3 separate regions of the Mus musculus genome follow, and all the other regions are linked to region 3. A link is a loop called in an ENCODE intact Hi-C map of the cell type or tissue named here. Cell type or tissue: left cerebral cortex. All regions are shown on one strand.

Region 1 (8,000 bases), 120 kb after region 3:
GGTATTACACTTCATCACAGCTGGCTTCCTCAAGTTCAAGGTTTGTATCAGGCAGAGCAGAGCAAAGTATCTTTGGCTTTTCTCCCAATGTCAGCAGCATCTTTTGGATGCATCTTGTCTTGGAGAGGGGCCCCACCCAGGGTCTTCCCAGTGTTAGGCAGGTGCTCTAACCAAGCTATGCCCGCCCCTCTCCAACACATAGCACACTTGGTTTGTGATACTTGTCACTGACTTGACTGGCCTAGACACATACTCAGAGGGGTGTTTTACAAAGTGGGGCAATTCCTAATGTGTGTGTGGGGGCGGGGATTCAAGGAGCAGGTAGAATGCAGCCAGCAGGACTGGGGACTCTCTTTTGTCACCCGGAGAGCTTGTCCTTTTGGCTCAGGTGAGACTTCTATGTGACTCTCAGATTTGTTCCAATTCCCTACTATATCATTCAAGAAAGTAAACAAACCACAAGGAAGGAAGTTTATTTATCTCCCAACTCTCCGCCCTTCTCTCTAAAATCAGAGCCCAACAGCTAAGGCCTAAGGGTTCGGAAGTCCAAGTGTCCAAGTCAGAGGCCCAAGTCCAGCGAGTGACAGACCAGGGCCAGTCCATATCAGTCAGAACTCGAGGTTCATGTACAGTCTTAGATCTCGCTCCCAGGCTCTGCCCTTTTCTTCTTGCCTTCTGTTCTCCCTCTGACTCAGTGTGGCAACTCGAGGGACTCTCTCTCTCCCAGACACAGCCCGGGTATCCCGCGCTGCAAAGTGTGTGACTCGGGGTTGGGGTGGGGATCTATAACCCAATCCTTCCTGGTCCCTCTTGAGGATAGTGGGGATAGGGTTGGCACGGCCTTCACCCCGGGGTCCTAGCCCCATTCCTGGTTCCCAGCCACCTCTCAGCAGTAGCCTGAAGCCAGGACTGGAAGTGGGCACCCCAAGGGGAAGGTTGGAGGGCTGGGGTCTCCTGGACAGTGACAGCAGGTGAGCAGTAGATGTGTGGTGGTTGGAGTCTTCAAAGTGGGCACCACAGTCCTCACAGAACTGGGACGAGGAGGGGGTAGATCTGCAGAGAAAGAAATATGTTATAGGGGAGGAAAAAAAAAGATGAACAGAGCCTCAAGTTGTTCAGGCACCAGGCAGAGCAGAGCAAAGTACTTTTTGCCTTTCTCCCAATGTCAGCAGCATCTTTTGGTTGTATCTTGTCTTGGAAAGGGGCCCCAGGGTCTTCCCAGTAGGGAATATTTGGAATACTGTCAGGTAGGCCTCAAGCTCTCAGGAATAATGAGTAGTGCTGGCATTTATAAAGTGCAAACTGTGTGACAAGCACCATCCCATCCTACCCCATCTCTTTCCACATTAACCTACTGTATCTTAACACCCCTTTGAGGAAAAAGTCTTAGCCCCAATTCTCAGACAAGGACTGAGATTTGCAGACTTTAGGCTGGCACTGCAAATAAATGGAACCAAGATTCAAATGCACAAAGACCACGCCCATTGTTACTCTATGACTGAATATGCCAGAGGATGAATAGCCCCCTTTAGCTGCTGTGGGCCCTTAGTATGAGGTGCCCAGGAAAGGAAGAACACAATAAAGATGGGTGTAAGTGAAGGCTCCCTCCTCACCGGTTCTGGTTCTCAGGGCTCCTTGTCTCTCCATGACTCTCTCTGACCATACGGGCTACCTCAGGGAAGCCTGCTTCTTCAGCCAGCTGGGCAGCATCTCTGCCTCCCAGGTCACAGACTCCAACCCAGGCAGCTCCTCGGCCCAGGAGATAGCGCACAGCGGCGCCCTGGCCTGCTCGGGCAGCACACATCAAGGGAGTCCACCAGAAGGCATCACGAGCATTGATATTCCCTCCAGCTCCCCCTGCCTCTTGGGGTTCTAGCAGCCTCCGGAGTTCTGTCAGATCCCCATTCTGGGCTGCCAGCAGGATCCACTGGGCCATCCTGTCTTCATCCTCAAGTGCTCTTCCTTGTCTGGGGACTCCTGCTGCTGCAGGCTCCCTAGTCACTCTTCTTCTCTTCTTCTTCCTCTCCCTCATAGGTTCAGCTCTCTGGGGCTTAGAGGAACTACTGTCATCTGCGATTAGAGCCTCATAGAAAGCCCGGGCAGCAGCCCCGTCCAGGACAGGCTCTGCTTTCTCCTGCTGTGGTTGCTGCTGCCCATCCTTCCAGAGGTCACTGGAGTCAGCCGCTGGGGTAAATTCGATGAAGGATGGCCTAGACATGCCTGTGAGAGAAACAAGAAAATGAAGACTGGGCAAGGCAAGGATGTGACAAGCAAGCGATCCAACCATTCAGGTAGCTATTGTGAAGATGACCAGCACCACCTCTGGGGGCCCGCTGAGATGGGAAAGCAGCCTAGAACTAAAATGGGCCTCCCATCCCAAAACTGACTTCATAGTTAGGATTCTGTGGAGCCCGGGCCTCATGGGTAAAAGGGACCCCAGGAATAACAACAGATCCTGTCACGATGGGATGGGTAAAACAGACCCCAGGAACAACAGATCCTGTCATGATGTTAATAAAATTTCATGAGGGCATAGTAGATATGAATCTGTGTAGAATGCTTGTTTCAAATTTGAGAATTCTAGATTCTATCAATAACACAGAAAAGAAAAAGGGTAACAGGAAAAAAATATTCTACAAGACAGTTGTTAATGGGTTCTGTATTCAACTCCCATCTTCCTACAAACAAAAATGCCAGGCTCTCTCTGAAAACATTCCGCTAACACATACAGGAAATATAAGGTCGACACCCCCCCCCCTTTTTTTTTCGAGACAGGGTTTCTCTGTATAGCCCTGGCTGTCCTGGAACTCACTCTGTAGACCAGACTGGCCTCGATCTCAGAAATCTGCCAGCTTCTGCCTCCCAAGTGCTGGGATTAAAGGCGTGCGCCACCACTGGCCCGCACAGGTCGACCTTTTAAATCTTGCTCGATCTTATCTAGGGGTCCCCTTTTCCCAGATTAAAAACAGGCATGACATTACTCCGGGAGGTTTCTGGGGAAGCTGCATTGTCACTTCTGTACCGCAAAATGTCGCTCTTGTAATCTGTAAGATTGGATACAATCAAATAGCCACAGGGCAGAACGAGGCATGCGCAGGAGCAACAACAACAAAACATCCATAAGGTTCAAGTTTCCCGCGCTAGAACCTTTTCTAGCATCCTCGTAGTAAAGCATCGCGTGCCCAGTAGCGCGAGGACCCAAGGGGGAGCCTGTCGGTTGGGGTCCTGCTTTTACATAACGCCCCCACAATGCCCTTCGCCACCCTCCGCGTTCAGAAAGACTCTGAGGACACAGTGGGGAGACCTGTGGGATGCCGAGGAGCTGTGAGATGAAGTAACATCACGGTTACCCCTCACCACTGCTCTGAGCAGGGTTTGAAGAACAGTCAGGGTCATCAGCACAACTCTCTACCCCAGCTCTGAGGAGATGGAGAAGTACAAAGGGACAAGCGGCGGCAGAATGGCTGGCCCCACCTCAGGTTAGCTCGCAGGGCGGTCCAGGTTCTCACGCAGCGTGCACAGCTCAGCGCATCCCAAGCACACCCGACCTAAGTCCCTCACCACAACTCTGCGCATGCCGGAGCCCGAGCGCACTCTGTCGCGGGCCTGGCGAGAGAACCAGGATCCCGTGGGTTGGCCTGGCACAGGGAAGAGGGAGAAAAAAAAGCAAAGCGGAACGCTGAGGGAGCACCGCAGGGATGACAATCAGCCCGAGGACCTACCCGGCAGCTTAGCGAGCCTAACAAGACTATATTTCCCAGGCTTCCTGGTCGGGAAGACCCCCTGCTCCGCTTCCGCTTCCGGTGGCGCCTCGGTTCGCCCCGCCCCCAGGCGGCTTCCTCTAGGGCCTCGCGGCCCTTAGAGAGTCATGCGCGGGTCCTCTTGGGATTGGTAGTTTGTCTTCCCCTCATTTCGTCAGTTTCTCTCTGCCGACGGGACTACATCTCCCGGCGTCCACGGAGGTAGGGGGCGGTTCTTAGCGCCTGCGCGTTGCCCTTTTCTCACCCAAATCCTCACCAGTTTCCAGTGGCCCCCCCCCTCCCTACTTCGTCTGCTGCGGCCGGGTCGGCTTTTTGCGCTGTAGTGGTCTCTGCGGTTCCTTGGAAGCACAGCTCCCCTTCCCCGCCCCAGTCCCAGTCCCCGTCCGGCCGGTGAGTGTGGGGTTGTCCCCGCGTCGAGTCGCCCGTCCCTGGGCGCGGCACTCTGGTTGGAGCTCCTCGATGTGGGGGCGACGAAGGAAGTGACCGGGTCGGTAGCCGAAGGAGGTCGGGGGCCCTGGGCGAGAGGAGGCGGCTTTTGGGGACGCTCGTGAGACCCACAGAAGTGTGGTGCCTTCGCCAACCCTGCGAGTGCAGGAGAGGCCGGCTCTGTTGGGGAAAATGAACTTCGGAAGCCTTGGGACAGGCGCCAGGAACATGCAGGCACCTGCGGTGGTGGGGAGCCGGAGCCGAGGGCCCTGTCGCGGCTGACATGGAGGGGAGAGGGGCCTGGCTTTGAGGAGCGCCAGGGACGAGGGTCACACTAACAGATCAGGACCTGTCATTTTCTGGAAAGTAGCGAAACTTATTGCCAGCACACTGCAAGGGGGCTGAGGTGAAGGAGAGAAGCTTGGAGATGCTTCAGAGGCCGGGATCCTTCAAGCCTGGCTGGACTCAGATTCTTCCGTTGTTGTGGAGAATGTGTGGGAGGAGGGAAGAGACAAGAAACAGCTTGGTCTCCACTTACTTAACGCTCTTCTTTCACAGCGGACATAAAGATGAGTAGCTCTGAGGAGGTGTCCTGGATTTCCTGGTTCTGTGGGCTCCGTGGTAATGAATTCTTCTGTGAGGTGAGTTTAGGTCGGCCAACTCCACATGCCCTCGATGTTTTATTTTATGTTGTTTGAGAGCAGATTTCGACGGAACTCACTATGCAGCCTAGACTGGCCTTGAACTCCTGGCAGTCCTACTTCCTCAGTCTCCTGAGTGCTAGGATTTCAAGGTTTTGTCAATATGCATGGCTAACAGAGGTACCTCTGGGTGACCACTAGGATAATTAAAATATTTCATGTTAAAGTTGGGTAATGTGCAAAGCCCGGTGGCTTCAGTAGAAAATTACAAATGCCTTTCAGAAACTAAACTGTTTAGCCTTCATGATTCCCAAGTCTTCAACTCAGAGAGTTTGCTATCCCCAAGAAGATGGCAAGTGCGGTTTCTAAAATAAGCTTGTGTCGAAGCTGAATAATGTCTATGTCTTTGCTGGAGATGGTTAGCCTTAAAGAAAGGGCCTGCAGTTTTTATGAGACTTCAGTACCTCTGCAGAATTGGGAATAGGACACGAGAGGTGACTTGGCTGAGGATAAGACATCTCTTGGGCCCAGGTGGAAGATGGGCCTTCCTATATTATTTTCAACCCCTTGGCTTCCCTGTGCCCGTAGGTGGATGAAGACTACATCCAGGACAAATTTAATCTTACTGGACTCAATGAGCAGGTGCCTCACTATCGACAAGCTCTGGACATGATCTTAGACCTGGAACCTGGTAATGTGCCCTTAGGGTTGTTGCTGACTGTGGGGTTGGTGATAAAGTGTGCACTCCCCTCCATAGGTGCTTTGTTTTCATTTTCTTCTAGTCTCTGCTCACTGGCCTCTTGAGGTGGTTGTTGTGGGAGGTGGAAACTGGGTTTTCTTTTTTCTTTTTCATATATATATATTTTATGTATATAAGCACACTAAAGCTGTACAGGTGGTTGTGAGCCTTCATGTGGTTGCTGGGAATTGAATTTAGGAACTCTGCTCTCGAGTCAAACCCGCTCACTCAGTCCCTGCTCACTCTGGCCCAAAGATTTATTTATTATTATAAATAAATACACTGTAACTGTTTTCAGACACACCAGAAGAGGGCATCAGATCCCATTACAGATGGTTGTGAGCCACCATGTGGTTGCTGGGATTTGAACTCAGGACCTTAGGAAGAGCAGTCAGTGCTCTTAACCGCTGAGCCATCTCTCTGGCCCGAGACAGGTTTTCTTGGGTAGCCTTGTCTGTTCTAGAACTCATTCTGTAGACCAGCCTGTCCTTGAACTCACAGAGATCTGCTTGTCTCTGCCTCCTGAGTACTGGATCACAGACTGGCTTGCTTCTTGAATTTCTAAATTTCCTTTTAATAATCCAGCTCTCTCTCCTATCCCCAGATCCCTTGCTCCTGTCTTTTCTCCCCCACCTCAAGGCCCAAGCATTCATAACCCAAACTGGACTTTACCCCTTGGTCTTTCTGCCCTGCTTTCGATGGCTGAGTCGTGGCACACACAGCAGTGCTTGGCTTCTTCACTGTTTTGATTCCTTATGACTCTTGCTTTGTCTCCAAGCTCTCTGAAAGTAGCTCAGTTCTGGTTCGTAACGATAGTTTCCTCTCGGGTTTGGTGTGCTGCTGCCTCTTCCCCTCTGCTGCTCTAGAGGGCCTCCTCTGCGTTTGTGTGTTTACATTTACTTACTGTGAAAAGAGAGGCAGGCAGAGACTAAAGAGGAACACAGAGAAGGCCCTGCCGAGCAGTCTTGCTTTGTAGAAGAATCAAAAGCCCAGGTTTCTGGGTCAGATGTATAGATGATGGGTAGGGCAAGGCTCAGAAACAGGTACTAGAGAAACTGGAGGCGCCACCTTGCAGGTAAGGTGGGGTTACCCTGGAAAACTAAACAAGCGGCCACCCCACCCACGTTTCAGATGAAGAGCTGGAAGACAACCCCAACCAGAGCGACTTGATCGAACAGGCAGCTGAGATGCTTTATGGGTTGATCCACGCCCGCTACATCCTCACCAACCGAGGCATCGCACAAATGGTGAGGCTCTGCTCCTTCTGCAGGAAGGGAAACAGGTGCATGGGTCCGAGGCCTGGTTCCTACCTGGCAAGGAGCGTGGCAGAGGAGAGAGGGAGAGACCCAGAGCTGGGCTGAGGAGTGAATCCTCACTCAGGGTCCCATTGAAGGTGTTTTAAGGAAGGGAGATGAAACCGGAAAACGAAGGAGTTTGCAGGGAACAAATAGCAAATGGCCCCTGGGCTCTGCAGACTGCCCCACAAAGGAAAGGCACTTGAGTTTGAGGACCTATCTCGACAGAGAGGGGGCTTCTAGTCAGAAGTGGGAGACATGGGGGGGGGGGACCATGAAATGAGTTGAGATTGCCTCTTCATGCTCACCCACCAGTCCCTTCTGTTTTACACACCTTAGTTGGAAAAGTACCAGCAGGGAGACTTTGGCTACTGTCCTCGTGTATACTGTGAGAACCAGCCAATGCTTCCTATCGGTGAGTGTTGAAAGCCAGAAGCTGCCTTCCTGTACTCAGTGCCCGAGTCCTTTGGGAGGTTGGGGAGCGCTAGGGATACCTGGTCTGCAGTCTGGCTGTCTATCTCCCAGGCCTTTCAGACATCCCAGGCGAGGCCATGGTGAAACTCTACTGCCCCAAGTGCATGGACGTGTACACACCCAAGTCCTCCAGACACCACCACACGGACGGCGCATACTTCGGCACTGGTTTCCCTCACATGCTCTTCATGGTGCATCCAGAGTACCGGCCCAAGCGACCTGCCAACCAGTTTGTACCCAGGTAGGGAGCAAAGACAGTCACAAAGGATCAAAGAGCCAAGGTCTAGAGAGAATTGAGGACAAGCATAGCCCTTTCTTGAGGCTTGCCTATCCCAAAGTCAGGGCTTTTTCCTGCTGAGTGGCTGGGGAAGTTACTTGCTTGTGAGTCCATTTTCTTATCTATGAAGCAGGGATGCCAACAGTACCTGCCTAGCAACAGTTTTAAATGTATGGCACTTGACTATTTAAACAGTGACTGTTGCTGTTCCCATTTTGGATGCTTAGCTTTGTGATTTAGTGAGACTTATCATCCTGGTATCTTTTTTTTTACTGTATACCAGGGGAGAAAGATTCTATTTTGAACAGGTACTAAATCTTCTTTTTTTTTTTTTTTTTTTTTTTTTTTTCCGAGACAGGGTTTCTCTGTGTAGCTCTGGCTGTCCTG
Region 2 (8,000 bases), 220 kb after region 3:
CTCCTCACCTCCAGAAGCACGGGGGCCACACTGCAAGGCTGGGGCGCAGTCCTCCGCAGGCTCTCTCCCCCTCCACCCTGGCCGACCAGCTCCAGGGAGAAGGGAGAAGAGACTGACAGCAGTGTGGGTGGTAGAGAGGCAGCAAGGAGGCCTCGAACGGGGGGTCCCACGGGCTCCAAGGACACCCGGCCCAGCTGAGTGCCCTCTGGGACCCTTCGAAGGACAACATGGGAAAACTGTGGCTGGCCACCCACAAGCTTCTGTCTAGAGGTGAGCCCTGTCACTTCTACCAGCAGCTGGGTCTGGAGACCTGAGGTGAGAGGGAAAGGAGTTGGTCTGCATGAAACTGTTGGAGGTGCAGGGTAAAAGGAATGTCTGGTCTCAGCTGGGCAGGGTCATAGGAGTGCACCACGTGAGGCCCATGAAGCTGGACTCTCCCTAGCATGCTTTACTCATCAAACAAGGCACACATGTGTTCATTTACACACAGTTACACTGCAGCAGACCAAGGGGGCAGAGGTCAGGGAATAGTACTACCTGCAACTGGCTGAGTCAGGGGGTAGAGGCCAGGGTGGGGTCCATCCTCCACAGAGATACCGAAATGAAAGAGGAAGTCCAGAGAGGTCTGGGCTGGGAGGGGAAGCAGTCTTAGACTTTGTGAGGACCACGGCCACCACGGCTCACCACTGCTGTGCCTAGGAACCCTTCTCCTTACCTTGTACTCTCACCCGGGGGGTTCCCGCAGCTGCTACCTGGATCTCCCAAGTCCCTGTCCGAGGAGGGTCAGTCATGGTCACCGTCCAGAATTGCCCAAAGCGACGAGTGTGACCCAGAGGACCTATGCCCTCCTCTGGGCCCTGGGACACCCCTTGGATGGGAACAAGACACTGTCACATGAAGTAATTCTTTTCTCTCTGCACAGTCCTTCTCCTGTTCTCCACTCTTGAATCTTCTGTCTGCCTTGAGCCCCACATTAGAATACCTGCAGGGCTCTTGATCCAGAAGCTACTGATGTCCCCGTGCATCCGGACTGTGACCTGCCAGAGCAGACTGTCCACAGAAAACACACACGGCTCCCCAGGGGTGAAGACAGGGGGATCCAGGGGAAGAGTCACCTGGAGATACGATCAGGTCCAAAGGAGAGAAAGAGGGAAAGCATGGAGGGAGGTGGAAGCAAAGGCAGAGGAGGGACATGGGAAGACTGCCTCCCACAGGGAGGATGGATGTCAGCGGGCCCTGCATGGACCAGGGACTGTGCTTGGAGGTGAGGGGTTTAGAATGACGTCATCATTTCTTGTTCCCCCTCCAAAGATGATGAATAGATAGATCTCTGTGAGTTCAAGGCCAGCCTGGTCTACACAGTGAATTCCAAGCTAGCCAGGACTACATAGTGAGACCCTGCCTCAAAAACAAAACTAAAAAACCAACCAAACAAACAAACAACTGATTTCCTATGGCAGCCCTAGAGGCCAGGGTGCAGTTATTGACATGAAAAGAGGGTGGAAGGTAAGAAACCAGGGATGTCTGGGAAGAGAAGAGTCCCTTCCTGACTTCTGTCAGAACTCCTCCTTTGAGAAGAAGCACACAGCACCTCAGACCTCAGCTCTGGCTAAGGGCATGGCCCCCTCTAGCTTCCCCTCACTCACCAGACCAGCCATGCTCTCCCCAACAATGGCAGCCACATCCTGGATGTACTGGTCTTTGGTGAAGATCACCTCTCCCCCTGATGCCCGGGCTATTGCTTCATATGGTTCAAAACGCAGAGGAGACAAGGCCTCTCGCCGTCGTCGACCCCCAGTCCTCGATGGGTCTTCAGTTACTAGAAATGTCACCTGTGGCCAAATGACAACCCAATGCTTGGTGTATCCAGGAAGCTCAGCCTGCATTGTTTTTTTGTTTTTTGTTTTTTTGATTTTTCGAGACAGGGTTTCTCTGTATAGCCCTGGTTGTCCTGGAACTCACTCTGTAGACCAGGCTGGCCTCGAACTCAGAAATCTGACTGCCTCTGCCTCCCAATCAGCCTGCATTGTTAATGAAGGTCCTTCTGCCCCACTTTTTCTAGAGCTGTCTGCCCCCTGGCTGATGCTGATGTGGTGGGTGGGACCTCCCAGTGAAACAGCCCTTGGGAGAGCTCTAACCACACCTCGGAAGGAGTTTCCCAGAGATTCATTTCCTGGCTTTGTTTTAATTCTGTCTTTATACATACTGGCATTTACTTCTTGTGTGTTGTACTAAGGATTAGACCCAGTGCATCAGATTTAGACACCACAGAGCTAGGCCCGCCCTTGTTTGCCTGATGCAGAGGGAAAAGGTCCTTGTGCTCACAGATAAGCTCTGCAGATACCGGGAATGAATGGTTGTCTCCTCAACGGAAGAGATGTCTATCCTCTGGGGAAGTGGGAGTTAAGAGCTTGTGCTCTGTGCTATCTGTAGGGCCAGGCCTCACCGAGTCTTCCAGACTTCGGGGTTTATCTCAGACTCTTCCTCCCTAGGCCTTCCTTATCTTGAGCATTGTTTCCCAGTCTTAAGTAGGAAGTCACATGTCCTTTGCAAAGCTTTACTGTGACAAGTGTTACCAGGAAACCTTTCCCCAGAGTTGCACTGGATATTTAAAATGCCTAAAATAAACCACCCAGGGTCAGATTCTAGATGTTGAACCTTCTTGCTTCACTTGTTTCTGTCTACCCTGGTGACTGCAGAGACCCTCACAACGGGTTCTCTGAATGGCTTATTGGATCCGTTTAATAAGGGCACGGCCTCCCACTCTGTTAAAGATGCGGGGCGGGGGAGGGGGGTGACCTCCCATGAGGCCGCTCTCTTTCCCATACTCAGGTTGCTAGCACTGCGCTCACCCTGCAGCGCCTCTCCCGAGTCAGGGATTCCACCCGGTTGGTAAGAAGAGCATCCTTGGGTGAGGCATCAGTGAAGACAAAGATGTCAGAGAGGGGAGGGGTGTGCAACAGGGCTAGCTGGCCAGGAGAAAAAAAGGCTCATGTTTAAAATGGTGGGCAGCAGGGTAGAGCCAGGGAGGGCAGAGCGCAAGGGAGCATGACCCTGGAAGGAAGCTGATGGAACCGAGGATAGAGGATGGGAGGATGGTGAGGGGGTTGGGGGAAGAGAAGGGAGCCTTGCTAGCTCTTGGCTCCCCCTGGTGGCGGGGCCTGGAAGGGCAGGATAAGAGGGAAAGGGAGAGGCGGGAGAGGGAAGGAGAGTCAAGACCTCCAGGGCAGACAGGCACATCTCTGGCTCATCTCCACCCCCCAAGGCATGGATCTCGTTGAGTTTCTGCCAAAAGCTGTCCGGGTCGCTGGTTGTAAAGACGGGGCCAAACCCTGGGCAAGAGGAAAGGAAGGTCAGGTGGATGAGGAGAATAGAGGCCATGAGGGAGCTGTGAGCCTCTACCCCGAGGTGGATACCAATACGGAACACCAAAACCCAGGTCCTCTGCATGAGTAGCAAGTACTCTTAGCTGCTGAACCATTTCTCCAGTCCTCACCTTTAAAATGTAATGAGAGAAAAGGATAGAACTCACCTGAGAGGCTCCTTGGGAGAACTGAATGAGCCCTGCATTTGTAAACGCCCGGACACGGTACTATGAGGTTATTGACGCATGTGTCCACAAGCACACACTAAGTCCCTACTTAATATCAGACACTACCCCCTGCAGGAGTTCTCCATCCAGGAGGATTAAACCAGGCATGCACGCACTGGCCGTTTTATAGAGGCTATAGCACAGAAGGATTAGATGGCCAGCCCAAGGGTGCAGTAAGACCAGTAGAGCCAGGCCAGGTAAGCTGACTTTGGGCTCAGTGGGAAGATGTAGGAGTGGTACTCTCTAACCTCCCCATACACCTTCATCTTATCTCTGACCTCAGCAGCAGCCTGGGGAGCCGGCTCAGCAGGTAAGAGTGTCGCTGCCCTGGGGCAAGGACCTGAGTTCCACTCCATATTGGGTGACTCGGGACCACCAACTCCGGTTCCTGGGGATCTGACACCCTTTCCTGTCCTTCATACGTGTGCATACGCAGACCAACATGAAAGCGAAACAGCCACCCATGGTTTAAAACAAAATGAACCCAAAAGGCATATTCTATTAGCACAGAAGTCTAAGGAAGCCAGAGGCAGGTGCCTAAGCAGGCACTGGACTTGTGAAACCGCCCCCTACCATTTTAGAGATAGCAGAAGCAGCTTATTGTCTACATGGACACAGGTACCCAGTAGAGGCTCACTCAGGACAACAGGTAGAATGGCCCTGAGGCCCACCTCCTCACCAGAGGGAGGTCTCCAGCCTCTGTCCTGGGCCCTCCTTCCCACCATCATCCCTGTAGACCACCGCTACCTGGGTCGTGGAAGGGCACTAGGATATAGAAAACAGGCTCCATGGGGCTGCCTTGACGCTGCTCCACAATGCGGCGAGCCTGGATCTTGGCTGCGTTGATTTCCTCGCCCATACTGCCTGTGGTGTCCAGGACAAAGCTCAGGCTGGAAGCTGGGGTGATGTCCAGCAGCCTGTGGTTCAAGTCAGAGGAGCAGTGAAGTTTCCGCATTCGTCCCCAATGCCTCAGTTCCCGCAGGCAGGAGCACCGACCCATCAGGGAACCTGACTCCACGAGGCCACCCACCTGGAGAAAGCCTTGTCGCCCAGGCGGCTTCGCAGGAGGCTGAAGGCCTCGATGGAGGCCAGGAGTGCCACTTCTGCAGCCTGGAGGTGCAGCTTATGGTGCGGGGAGAAACTTGGGGATGTGCTGTCCTTGTTGATGCCTCCCCGGGGTGGCTGGGAGCTGCTCTGGTCAAAATGGCCCCCATGGCTACATTTCCCTAGATTAAGGGAAGAGATCTGGCACGTAAGAGTCAAAGGCTCGGTGCCTACTAAAGACTGTGGGGACCCTTTCTGACCTGGTTTGATTTTTCCACCCCTCAGCACGATAGCATCAGCACTTAGTGACATTCTGTGTGCATCTAGAGTGGTCAGAGTCTTTCTCTGTATCCATTCCCCAACACTGCCCAGGCAACAGAGAATGACAATGTCTCCTCAGCCTTCATCCACCCATTCTGGTTCTATCCCACCACCCTCTCCTAAGGAGATGCAACCAGGATCTTGTGTTAAAGTCAAAGAAAGTGGGGCTGGAGAGATGCTCTTCCAGAGGTCCTGAGTTCAATTCCTAGCAACCATATGGTGGTTCACAACCATCTGTAATGGGATCTGATGCCCTCTTCTGGTGTGTCTGAAGACAGCTACAGTGTACTCATATAAATAAAATAAATCTTAAAAAAAAAAGTCAAAGAAAGTGACTTTCTCCTGTCCCTTCTGGGAGCCTTCGCATCTGGTACCTGGAGGTTTGGGGGGATGCATTCCGAAGTAGCCAGAGGTGAGCAGTGTCGAGTCCAGCATATTCCCAGGGCAGCTCAGCCCCTCACAGTCAGAGCATGTAGGATCGCCCACTGGGAACAGAGGGCAGGGGCTGGAATCCAAGCCTCAACCTGCTGGGTTTACCCCTGGTTACCTAACATCCTCCTCTCAGCTGGAAAGATAGGAAAGGCCACAGACACCTTGGCCAGGCTTTTTGCACTAAACCTCAGGGTCACCATTTGGATGTCTGATGTGCACAACCCACAAGTGTGGGTACCAATTCTTTGGGGATTCTGCTCTCTGTGAACCACAGGCAGGCTACCATCCCATAGTGAGTTGCTATGGGACGACGTAGCTCCCAGTGAGTTGGGAGCATGAGGGGGGCTTCAAGAGAAGGCCACAGGGCTGTCACAGGTGGATAGAACAAGCCACGGGCAAGACTGGCGTGAGGTCTGAGCTGATCCTGGATGCTTTCCTGTGTAAGGCTGAGAAAGCCACTGAACTCTTGTAGCCATTAGCTACTCAAGGACCTCAGAGTCCCTGCAGGGATAAAGCATCGTCCCATCCTGGGACTGCAGAAGGTGACACGGGGGACAGGAAGCTCCCTGAGTCCCTTCCTACCTCCAAACTGCATCATGGCCATACCTTGTGCCAGGCTCCAGAGCTCCTGCCTTGGCCAGAGGAGGTGAGGGTGTGGCTGCCGCTCCCCCAGCTCCACCCAGTTGCTGTGGCTATAGAAATCCTGGTCCCCAGGAGAGAAGGAAGGGGCAACAGGCACTGATTTGATCTAGTCAGGGTCAACACCTTGATATGCCACCCAGAGCCCAACACCCAGTCGTGCAGCCCATATGCCCTGACTTGGTGTTCCCACCAAACAAAGAATTCCACCCTGCTGCTCCTGTTTCTGTACCCCTGTTTCTTCTGTTCTCATTGCCCAGGAAAGAGCTTTGCCCAAATGGACACACCCCAGCCCTTCTTGGAGTCTAAGCCACAGGCTTTCTAGGATAAATTAACACCCCCACCTCCAGGTCTTCCTCTCTCCTTCCCTTCTTTGTAGCTACTCCTGGCCAGACAGAGGAAGTGCTGCCAGCTCAGGAGGGGTGTGTACCCTCCTCCCAAAGCAAGAGGAGGCAGGTTAAAAGCCCTGAGAGTCACCTGCAGGGCATGAAGTGCAGCCCCTAGGCGCTGGCGGGCCAATGTATATTCGAGGGCTCTGGCAGCCACCAGGGTTTCCCGAAGGGCCCCCACCAGGCGAGTGCGCCCCTGGACCAGCCGTTCAGCATCGAAGTGCAGGTCGGGGTTGCTCTTGAAAGCTGGCAGGAAGTCTTGGGCTGCATTGGCACGAGACACCTCTCCTAAAGCTGCCCTGAACCGCCGGGAAGAAAACCCAGGTCCAAAGTAGGCAGCAAAGATGTCATCGGCGAGGAGGGTCCGGCCCTAGCAAGAGTGGTTAGGGAAAGAAACTCCAGAAGTCGTTTGGATGCTACCACTGCCTGAAGTACCCTAGCAACTGGCACTCAAGGCTGAATAGAATGGTGGGCCAAGAGACCCACAGGGGAGCAGCAGATTTGGACTGGCTGACCCGGCTAGCCTGGCGCTCACTATGCAGCCCATGCTGGCCTTTAACTTCCATTCTCCTTAAGTGCTGGGATTACAGGTGTGTGCCATCACATCTCTTTTGGTACAGACTTTCCCAAGACTGGCGACTCAGGATTTCAGGACCAGAATTGAGGAGGGACAAGTGTGGAAGTGAGCAAGTCAAAGGTGGAGCCTCCTTGTGACAAGGATCCTCTGAGAAACCCCAGGTGAATCTAAGGTGCTCACCCTGTAGTCCTCTACATGGAGGCGTGGTCGGCCTGGGTGTGGCTGCTCCAGAAAGAGCACAAGGGTGACATTGAGTGCAGCCTCCTCAGTCAGGTCTTGGTGAGTGACAGAGCCAGGGGCAGCCAGAAGGCTCCAGATGTTGGGAAAGAAGGCAGATGTTGGGGGCAACAGCAGCTGAAGCAGAAGCAGTATTGGGGGGCCCAGGTGGGACAGGGGTACCTCCACAGGGAGCATGGCTGAAGCATGGACCTAGGGAACAGAAGCACCTCAAGGGAAAAAAAAGCCACCAATTGCAGGGCAGGCCTGCTGTCACCATGGCACCTATTGCCCACTTCCTGCTTTGCTTCAGGTGCCCCATATACTCCAGGGTGGCTCCCCTCCCTGTGCCTGCAACCCATACAAACTAAGGGCCTGTCAGGCCAGTGGAGCCCACAGCTGCCATCGGAGGCCCCGGAGGACCCTCTCAAGATTCTCTTCCTACACCAGACTGAGCCCTGGCCCTGCCCCACGGATAGAAGTCTCCTCAGGCCTCTCCTACCTGGAAGCTGGGTCTCCTGGGCAGCGCTGGCCTGGGTGTGGCGTCACAGGGCACTTAGGTCAGAGTTATAATTAACTGGGCCTCAGTAGAGTGAGAGGGAGGCTCTTAGCAAGGGGATTGAGGACAGGCAGCCCCTGGCCATCTTCCATTCGTGCCAACCCAGAGCCACAAGATGTAGCGAAAGCCGGGGCGGGCCCAGGGCAGGCCTCCGCAGGCACAGCGCAGTGCAGTGCAGTGAGGTGAACTGGGGAGGCGGGGAGCTGGCAGCAGAGCACCGTGACTCAGGCC
Region 3 (8,000 bases):
CAGCCAGCAAAGGGTGTTTGCACCAAACACAGCAAACAGCAAACTCGTGCAAATGAAGACTTGTGTTTGCACCAATCATAATATTGTCCCTTTGGCATCAGTGATAACACATCTTCCTGCTACTGGACTATGGGAAGTTCCACCCTCCACTGGGGGAGGAGAGAGAGGACAGAAACAATCCTGGCTGAGCCATTAGCTGTGTGGTTTCCTCAAAGACTTTATAGAAGATTCAAAATGGCCATGCTGACAGTCCTCGTTAAGGTAGCCAGGGCAGGAAGGGATTGTCTTAACAGCTGGCTGTGATTTTAACAATGCTTAAAACCTGGGCCACTGGGGCCACAGCAAGGTGAGTGCCCCTCATCTGTCTTGCCATTTTTTTCTTCCTTTCTCTGTTACTGAGTTTGAGCAGTTATATAGACTGGCCTCAAGCTCTCAATTCTCCTGCTGGAGGATTTGAATGCAGACCCATGCCCCGCTCCACTCTTCCTGTAAACATATGAAAATAGAGAAATAAAACAAGGTGGCCAAGGCAATACAGCTAGCAGGGAAACACCAGGGTGTAAGCACCCCAATTTCCTATCACATGTGTCCCTCCTCTTCAAAAATCTCCTTGCTTTTGTATAGCTATTTCCCCCGAAACATTTCCTCCTGATGAGAGTGGAGAAGGCTCAGGAAATTCAGAAAAAAAGTTGCAAGACACGGAACACTTCTCCCAGATTGTGTCACCAATAAACAGCTCCTGGTGGCAGGACTCTTTGGTCTGCATACAAGTCACGCTGGTGGGCGACTTTCTGATGGGAAGCTACTCCAGTCTCACTCCTATAAGTAACCTATCACCCACCATACTGCCAATAACTCCAGCGAGCTCTTTGGTCTGCCAAGTGAGACTTGGGTGGTGAGATATCTTTGGTGTTTCATGACTGCCTTATTTGGCATAGATTTTTTTTTTTTTTTCCTGAGACAGGGCTTCTCTGTGTAGCCCTGGCTGTCCTGGAATTCACTCTGTAGACCAGGCTGGCCTTGAACTCAGAAATCCACCTGCCTCTGCCTCCCAAGTGCTGGGATTAAAGGCATGCGCCACCACACCTGGCTTATAGTTTTTTTTTTAATGTCTCTCTACAGAAAAGTCATATAAGACTATGAATTACCTCATTGATTCAAGTTCAGGGTGAAATGAGCAGTGAAGAGAACTGATAAAGGAATGGGGGTCAGAGACCAGCAGTGTCCCACCCCCTCACCCCCTACCACCACCACCCCAACTTCCTCCTTCCCCACCCCAGCATCTTTTTATTCCAAAGTATTCCTCAACTGCCAAGTGTGTGCCAAGTGCTATCTAGGCTCTGGGGATACAACGACCTTTATCATCAGATACATAATGAGAGCCAATACCCAAACATAATGTCAAGCCAGGCGTGGTGGTGCACGTCTTTAATTCCAGTACTCAAGAGGCAGAGGCATGTGGATCTCTTGTGAGTTCAAAGCTAGCCTGGCCTAGCAAATTCCAGGGTAGTCAGAGATACTTAGTAAGATAGTAAGTCTCTGTCTCTCTGTCTCTCTCTCTCTCTCTCTCTCTCTCTCTCTCTCTCGTGTGTGTGTGTGTGTGTGTGTGTGTGTGTGTGTGTGTGTCTGTCTGTCTGTCTGTCTGTCTGTCTGCCTGCCTGCCTGTCTGTCTGTCTCTGTCTCTGGTGCTGATGAGCAGTGTAAAACCAGGAAAGAGACAGAGTGCTGCTCTGCCAACATTTCCCTTACAACTATCTATGCAACTCTCTGTTCAAGAGGGGACACAGTACTGTGTCCTTTTGTTTCTCCATAAAGCTTCCAGGACAGCCCTTTGCAGTGTTTTGGAAACTATATAAATGCATAACTCTGAGGACAGCGAACCAAAGTGAGCAACGGCAAGGCAAAAAGGAGGCTGCTTTCACCAACAATTGACTCATCCACCAGTATTTTATTGACACTCCGCTGTTACACAAGGAGGCAAGGTGCTGAGGGCACACAAAGGAATGCATGCATGTGAATGTCATAGATATCTTCAGCTCCCGGAAGCAGCAAGATTTGGGAAAACAGAGAAAGAGGGGGGCCAACCATGAGAAAGACCAGCTCAGGAGAAACAGAGAGGTGCTAAGAGATTTGATATATATTTGGGACTCGGACAGAGGGGCTAAATAACATTATCATTTAACTGTTCGGGGGCATGATGTGCCAAGGGAGAGCCAGAGAAACAAATTCTTTAGAGGGTTACTAGTGTCACAGTGGCTGAACAAAGCTGGAACACAAGGAATAAAAAAGTCAGGAGAGGGGGTTAGAATTCTGGCAGGCACGCAGAGTGCGGTCATGATACAGGCACTCCGTCATCTGGAACTATGCTGAATTCTCACAGATAATTCACAGCAGCCACCTTACAAAGTGAGCGTTGTTGCTGTCATTCCAGTCACAAAGATGAGGACACTGAGGCTTCCAGGTTAAATAGTTGTCCCAGTTGTGTAACCAGCAAGGACCAGGGGTGGGAGAGGAACAGAGGTTCCCCTGCTCTGAAGTCAGGGTGCTTTCATAACTGTCACCAGGACATATATTTCACAGAGGGGTCCGGTGGGGATGACGTGGGCATTCATTAGTAAACTTCCAGTGGGTGTCATGGAACAGAGAGATTCGGGTTTGTCGGGTTTGAACAGGCTACTTGTAAGTCTCAGGGGGGAATATTGGATCCTGTCACATAGAAGCCTCCCCTCCAGCAACAGGTTATTATGTGAAGCGATTTGGTGGGTGGGGGGGATGATATTATGGATTGAACCCAAGGCTCTGCGCATGCGACACAAGTGGTTTTGAGTTGGGATATTTCTCTGTGGACGGAGCTGACAGAAGGAGTCACTCTAGGGATGTGTCCCTGAGCGATGGTTCTAGACAGTAACCCGATAGTTGGGGTGGACCTGGGGCCTGACTTCACAGACCATGCCGAGAAGCTGAGCCAGGACGCGCTCCCGATTCCTCTGCTGGGAACTCTGCATGCCCTGAACCTGCCGTCTTGTGGCCTGCTCCACTTCAGCAGACAGGTTCCCCTGAGAGCCCATGGCCTGGGGGATGGGGGCGGAGGAGAGAAAGAAAAAAGCAGACACAGAGAAAGGAGGGTCCCAGCATGTAGGAGGAAAGGTTCAGAGGAAGGCCTGGGAAGCCTTTTCGAAACTATTCCCACCCCACAAAAACATGTAGATACCAAGCAGGTGGGCACAATCCTTACTTCTGAGACTGACCATAAAACTGTCCCCACCATACAGACTGTGAAGGCTGCCCCACAAGTCTCATGTACCCTTTAAAACCCTCAGACCTTACAGATCCCGTCAAAGCTTTACCAATGTGTGGTCCTTGTCAGGGCCTCTTCAGCTCTCAGACACCCTAATTTCTTAGTCACCTGTATACACCTGGCAAGAGGCACCCACCGATTTGCACCTGGGTGGGGCCATCCCTGTCCCCCTCAACTCACCGCCTGCTGCTTGCTCTGAAACTCCTGTTCCCGCTCCCTGCGGTATTGCTCCACCTCCATTTGAGCCTCCTCCTTCGCCTGCTTCAGTCGCCGGGCCTTCCCTAGAGGCAGAAGGACAGTGAGTGTACACACACACACACACACAACCAGGTGCGTTAGTGGGATCAGTGCCCTCTAGAAAGTTATCCAGTTTCCTGTCAACCAACCAAATGCTAGACTGTAAAACCCACCCGTTTCTTCTACCCTAATAGCCTCAGTCCCCCATCTGTCCTCATTGTCCTTGGGCTTTTTTTTCCTAAGGACTCAAATGCCCGCTATCCCCTATTCCTAAATTCTCCTTCCATATTCCTAAGAGAGGAAAGGGGGGCTCACTCTTCCTGGCATCGGCCACCTTCTCCGCTGCCCGCTTCTCAGCCTGGAGGAGCTGCTGGATACCCTGGGTCTGACTGGCCATTTTTATCACTAGAGAGGATGCTGTTCCGAAGGCGACCGAGGTACCAGACGGCTCCCACCCTCCAGCGCCTACTCCTCCGGGCCCTTGATGCGGTCCTCCACTCCCACTGGGTCTTAGCGCTCCCGTTTTCACTCAGTCTCCTGCACCGGGTGGGTGTCTGTCATCCTCACACTGATGACTGGTCCTCCTCTCGAACCTCACTGAGGTAGTACCCGAAACGGCCGCCCGAGGGCAGCAGAGACCAGCCCTGTGCTGACTACTGCAGCAGGTGCAGGGCCTCTCCGTGTCACCAGGGTCCACAGAGATGGGTCTGGGGGAAGCGGAGGGCAGAGTGTTTGGGTGTGAGGAGATCTTGGTTGGTGGTCTCGAAGGAGACACAAAGGCGATGAGAATGGTGTGGGAAGGTAAGGATGCGCTTGGACACAGTACGCTGGGTTTCACTTACACTCCCAACTGTGTCTCCACGCCTCCCTCCGCCCTTACCCCCTCTTTTCAGCCTCCATCTTCTCTTCAGACTTTCCCCCCAAATCTGAACGTCTGCACACATCTCCCTGCTCTGTCCTACGTTTGCCTTGTTAGTGTCTAACCATGTGTTTTTCTTTTTTGATCTACCCATATACTTGGCCTCATTGTGGTTGTGTGGTGTGTGTGTGATTATGTGTGTGTGTGTGAGATTGTGTGTGTGTGTTTCGAGACAGGGATTCTCTCTGTAGTCCTGGCTGTCGCTGCAGCTCGCCCTATAGACCAGGCCTGCCTCTGCCTCTGCCTCCCTTCGAAAGCTCGCCTCTCATCTTCCGCTTGCAGGAGGACCCTATGTCGCAAATTGTCTTATTTCCCCTCCGGAGACCTAATCACAAGTCACCCAGTCCGAGCGTTCGGTACGATTTCCGGGATGGAACACACAGTTCATTTCCGCCCGAAACTTGCGCGTGTGCTTGCGCCATTTCCTGCATCCTGGCGCGCCTCCTCCCTCCCCACCTCCCTTCTCCGAGCGTCTTAAGCCCAGGCCTCCGGCCTCCGTCTCTGAGGGTCCTTGGGGGGGCGGGGAGCAGGTCTGATGAGTAACCCCTCCCCCCAGGCCCCAGAGGAAGAAGCCTCTACGTCTGTCTGTCGGGTACATTATATTCCATTTCTAGATCGCTCTTTGAATTTGTGACTTTTCTCCAGATTTGTGGCTAATGAAAATTGCCCCCATCTGGCCTTACTTGATTTTTGTTGTTGTTGTTGTTGTTTCCCTCCAAAGTTCAGAATTAACTTTTTTCTTGGGCTCTGGAACCTTAAAACAACTATGTATCATTTTCTCAAAAATTACATCAAAAATTAACTCTGTGATTCCCCCCTCCCCACCAGCCCCCAACTCCAACCCCATCCCCACCCTCCGCCCCAAACTTGCCATCTGCTAAGGGATGAGAGTTTAGAATAGGCCTTATCTCTTGCTGGAGATGCAAGGGGGAGGAAATAGGAGGTAAAGGGAGAAACGGGGAAGAGCGGAGCTGGGACCTCACCGCTGCCATTTCCCACTTCTTCCTCAGCCCCAGAGTTGTTCCATGGCCTCCGCTTCCCGCCGGCACCGCCGAGAGCGACGCTTCCGGCGGTACTTGTCTGCAGGACGGCTGGTGCGAGCCCAGGCTCTCCTCCAGCGACATCCCGGGCTTGATGTGGACGCTGGGCAGCCCCCGCCTCTCCACAGGGCCTGCGCCCGCCACGATGCCCCTGCCCTGTGCCTGCTGCTGCGTCTCGGCGCTGACCCTGCCCACCAGGACCGCCATGGCGACACGGCGCTGCACGCTGCTGCCCGCCAGGGCCCTGATGGTGAGTGGGTCCGTGGGAACTGGTCTTGAGAAGCTGGCCAGATCTGAACTGAAAGAATGCGTGGGAAATAAAGGCCTGGTGTGGTGGCGCAGGTCTTTTGACTCTGGGCAAGCAGAGGCAGGAGAATCTCTCTAAGTATGTAGCCTACACAGTGAGCTCCAAGACTACAGAGAGACCCTGTATCATACAACAAAATAGTTGGGAAATAAGTTAGTTCTTTGGTCCTTGGGAACTGTTGAAGATCCCTGGTTGGGATGTGGCCATATCTCTCTAGTAACAGAAAAGCTTATCCTAACATCGCCCAATCAACTAAGGGGTGTGTGCTAGCATGGTGTGATTGTTTGTTTGTTTGAAGATTTATTTATTTTATGTATATGAGTACACACTGTAGCAGTACGGATAGTTGTGAGTCTTCATCTGGTTGTTCGGAATTGAATTTTAGGGCAACCGCACTCTCTCCTGCCCATATTTATTATTATAAATAAGTACACTGTAGCTGACTTCAGACGTGCCAGAAGTGGGCGTCAGATCTCACGACAGATGGTTGTGAGCCACCATGTGGTTGCTGGGATTTGAACTCAGGACCTTCAGAAGGGCAGTCAGTGCTCTTACCCACTGAGCCATCTCACCAGCCCGATTGTTTTTGTTTTTGAGTCAGGGTCTTACCGAGTCTCTCAGGCTGGCCTCTGCATCCCAAGTGCTGAGGTTGTAGGCATGTGTCTCCCACACCCAGCCGCATAGCTCGCAACTCTTTCTTTACATTTCCTAGCTTTCAGCTCAGTGACTACTTTGTTTCTTTGATGGTTTTTTACCTTGCAGTTGACTGCTCAGGTCAGATCCCAGCTCCACTCACCCCACCCCCACCCCCTTAATTTTGCTTCTCTCCTTGCATAATCAAAACAATGGCAACCTTGTAATAATGCCACAAACACCTTACAAAGTATCCATGCTTTGTCACATGATCAGCTGGGCCGGCCAGAGGACTTGAAACTTTTACTTGGTGTTATGCCGGAGATCTGCTGCTGTGTGTTAGGGATGGACTCATGTCCCTTGACACATACCAGGCGCCAGACCAGTTTTCTTCATTCTCACCAAAATTCTGTAACAAAAATCCTACTTAAGCTGGTGGTGCGGTCTGGAGGCGGAGGCAGTCCGGGCTCTGCAAACTCAAGGCCAGTCTGCTCTACATCCAAGCTAGCCGGAGCCACGGTAGAGAGACGTCAACAAAACATCTCCAGTCAGCATCGGTAGTGGCTCCACAGTGCAGACAGCCTCTTTCTAGTTCATTTGTGTTACTTACTGGCAGATAGCCAGCCCAGAAACAGCCTCCCCGCCTAGAAAGACAGGAAGTTCACAACACACTCCTGTAATCCCAGCCCTCGGGAACACCTCAAGGCCAGTCTGGGCAGGGCCTAAGAGTCTCAAAAAGTGAAGGAAAAAAAAGCCATCAAGCAGATCTCACCTAACCTACATGGCGGCTATGGTGTGACTAGTTTTATCCCGCTGAGGTTAACACTCAGGGGTTTCCTACCAGAACCCTGCACTCTCCTGCCCCTGCTCCCCCAGCCTCTTGACCTAGCCCCAGATGGCATACTTCTAGATCAGTTTTGCCAAATCCCACAGTTCTGGAAACAGCGTAGGTGTTGCCTTTGCAGTGACAGCAGAAGCAATTCCCTGGAGAGCAGCTTCCAGACTAGAACTGGAGGAGAGGCCCGTCTGTTAAGAGACGGACGGCCTTCTGCCCACAGATCAACAACCCTGCTCACTCACTCATCTCCAGCTTGGCCTCTCCTTGATCAAAACCAAAACCAAACCCAAAATCCTCTAACACAAATAAGATGGGCCTGCGTAGTTGATTTTCTTTAAGCTTAAAGAGAGGAAGGCTGCAGCTGCCTGGCTGAGTTTATTATGGGATACCTGAAGAGAAGAAGTCCCCAGACTCCTGAATACGTCCTGTGGAATCTTTATATACCACCAGTAGGGCTGTTCCAAGCAGAGTAGCAAGCCGGAAGCAGCCTCACTTCCAGTTTGAGGTTTTAAGAGCAAAAAAAATGCAATTGTGGCGTATACAGAAAGGCAGCTCTGGACAGCTGCAGCAAGCAAGCTTTGCTTACAGAAGCAGAGAGGTAGCGGTTAGATGGTCAGGCAGTTAACCTTCAGCTCAGAGTCACACTGTACAGGAATTTATGGCTGGACCAGAGACCAGTTTACTCTAAGAGCTTATAGCCGTTCAGTTCACCCAAGGTTGTTATAGCA

What was found. Hi-C counts contacts between places; a loop is a spot of excess contacts. Peaks named below come from ENCODE experiments on the same cell type or tissue, not always from the same donor. Only the 100,000 strongest peaks of a DNase experiment are listed, where the experiment ranks them.
Region 1: it touches region 3 in a loop (7-fold over the local background); 11 of 42 quality-filtered maps call a loop at or near these places.
Region 2: a loop joins it to region 3, with 2.3 times the contacts of the local background. A loop is called at or near these places in 9 of 42 quality-filtered maps.

Annotation. Positions count from the first base shown.
Region 1 is chr17:35,117,273-35,125,272 of GRCm38, reverse strand. Csnk2b (casein kinase 2, beta polypeptide) reads left to right here and starts at 3,981. Exons shown (of 7, transcript NM_009975.3): 1 at 3,981-4,151; 2 at 4,746-4,828; 3 at 5,417-5,519; 4 at 6,699-6,814; 5 at 7,202-7,277; 6 at 7,388-7,577. The coding sequence starts at 4,757. It overlaps Gpank1 (G patch domain and ankyrin repeats 1), which reads right to left and starts at 2,321. Exons shown (of 2, transcript NM_032460.2): 1 at 1,614-2,321; 2 at 458-1,053. The coding sequence starts at 2,287. The coding sequence ends at 609. It overlaps Gm20522 (predicted gene 20522), which reads left to right. Exons shown (of 3, transcript NR_168268.1): 2 at 1-40; 3 at 2,035-2,538. It also overlaps a transcript of Ly6g5b not described here. In left cerebral cortex, CTCF peaks have their summits at 3,019, 5,014 and 5,871 (motif pointing right); DNase peaks (open chromatin) are centred at 3,158, 3,867 and 4,711; H3K4me3 peaks cover 2,716 bases; H3K27ac peaks cover 2,161 bases.
Region 2 is chr17:35,016,480-35,024,479 of GRCm38, reverse strand. It overlaps Vwa7 (von Willebrand factor A domain containing 7), which reads right to left and starts at 7,901. Exons shown (of 17, transcript NM_138582.1): 1 at 7,713-7,901; 2 at 7,175-7,423; 3 at 6,506-6,787; 4 at 5,996-6,092; 5 at 5,332-5,442; 6 at 4,623-4,818; 7 at 4,340-4,509; 8 at 3,220-3,332; 9 at 2,853-2,969; 10 at 1,647-1,832; 11 at 983-1,115; 12 at 716-868; 13 at 538-630; 14 at 9-310. The coding sequence starts at 7,408. In left cerebral cortex, CTCF peaks have their summits at 3,153 (motif pointing left) and 5,212 (motif pointing left); DNase peaks (open chromatin) are centred at 631 and 3,146.
Region 3 is chr17:35,232,696-35,240,695 of GRCm38, reverse strand. Nfkbil1 (nuclear factor of kappa light polypeptide gene enhancer in B cells inhibitor like 1) reads left to right here and starts at 4,910. Exons shown (of 4, transcript NM_010909.5): 1 at 4,910-5,046; 2 at 5,465-5,744. The coding sequence starts at 4,990. Atp6v1g2 (ATPase, H+ transporting, lysosomal V1 subunit G2) reads right to left here and starts at 4,100. Exons shown (of 3, transcript NM_023179.3): 1 at 3,851-4,100; 2 at 3,479-3,579; 3 at 1,929-3,071. The coding sequence starts at 3,932. The coding sequence ends at 2,898. In left cerebral cortex, CTCF peaks have their summits at 4,152 (motif pointing right) and 5,745; DNase peaks (open chromatin) are centred at 4,128, 4,818, 5,621, 7,390 and 2 more places; H3K4me3 peaks cover 3,206 bases; H3K27ac peaks cover 4,918 bases.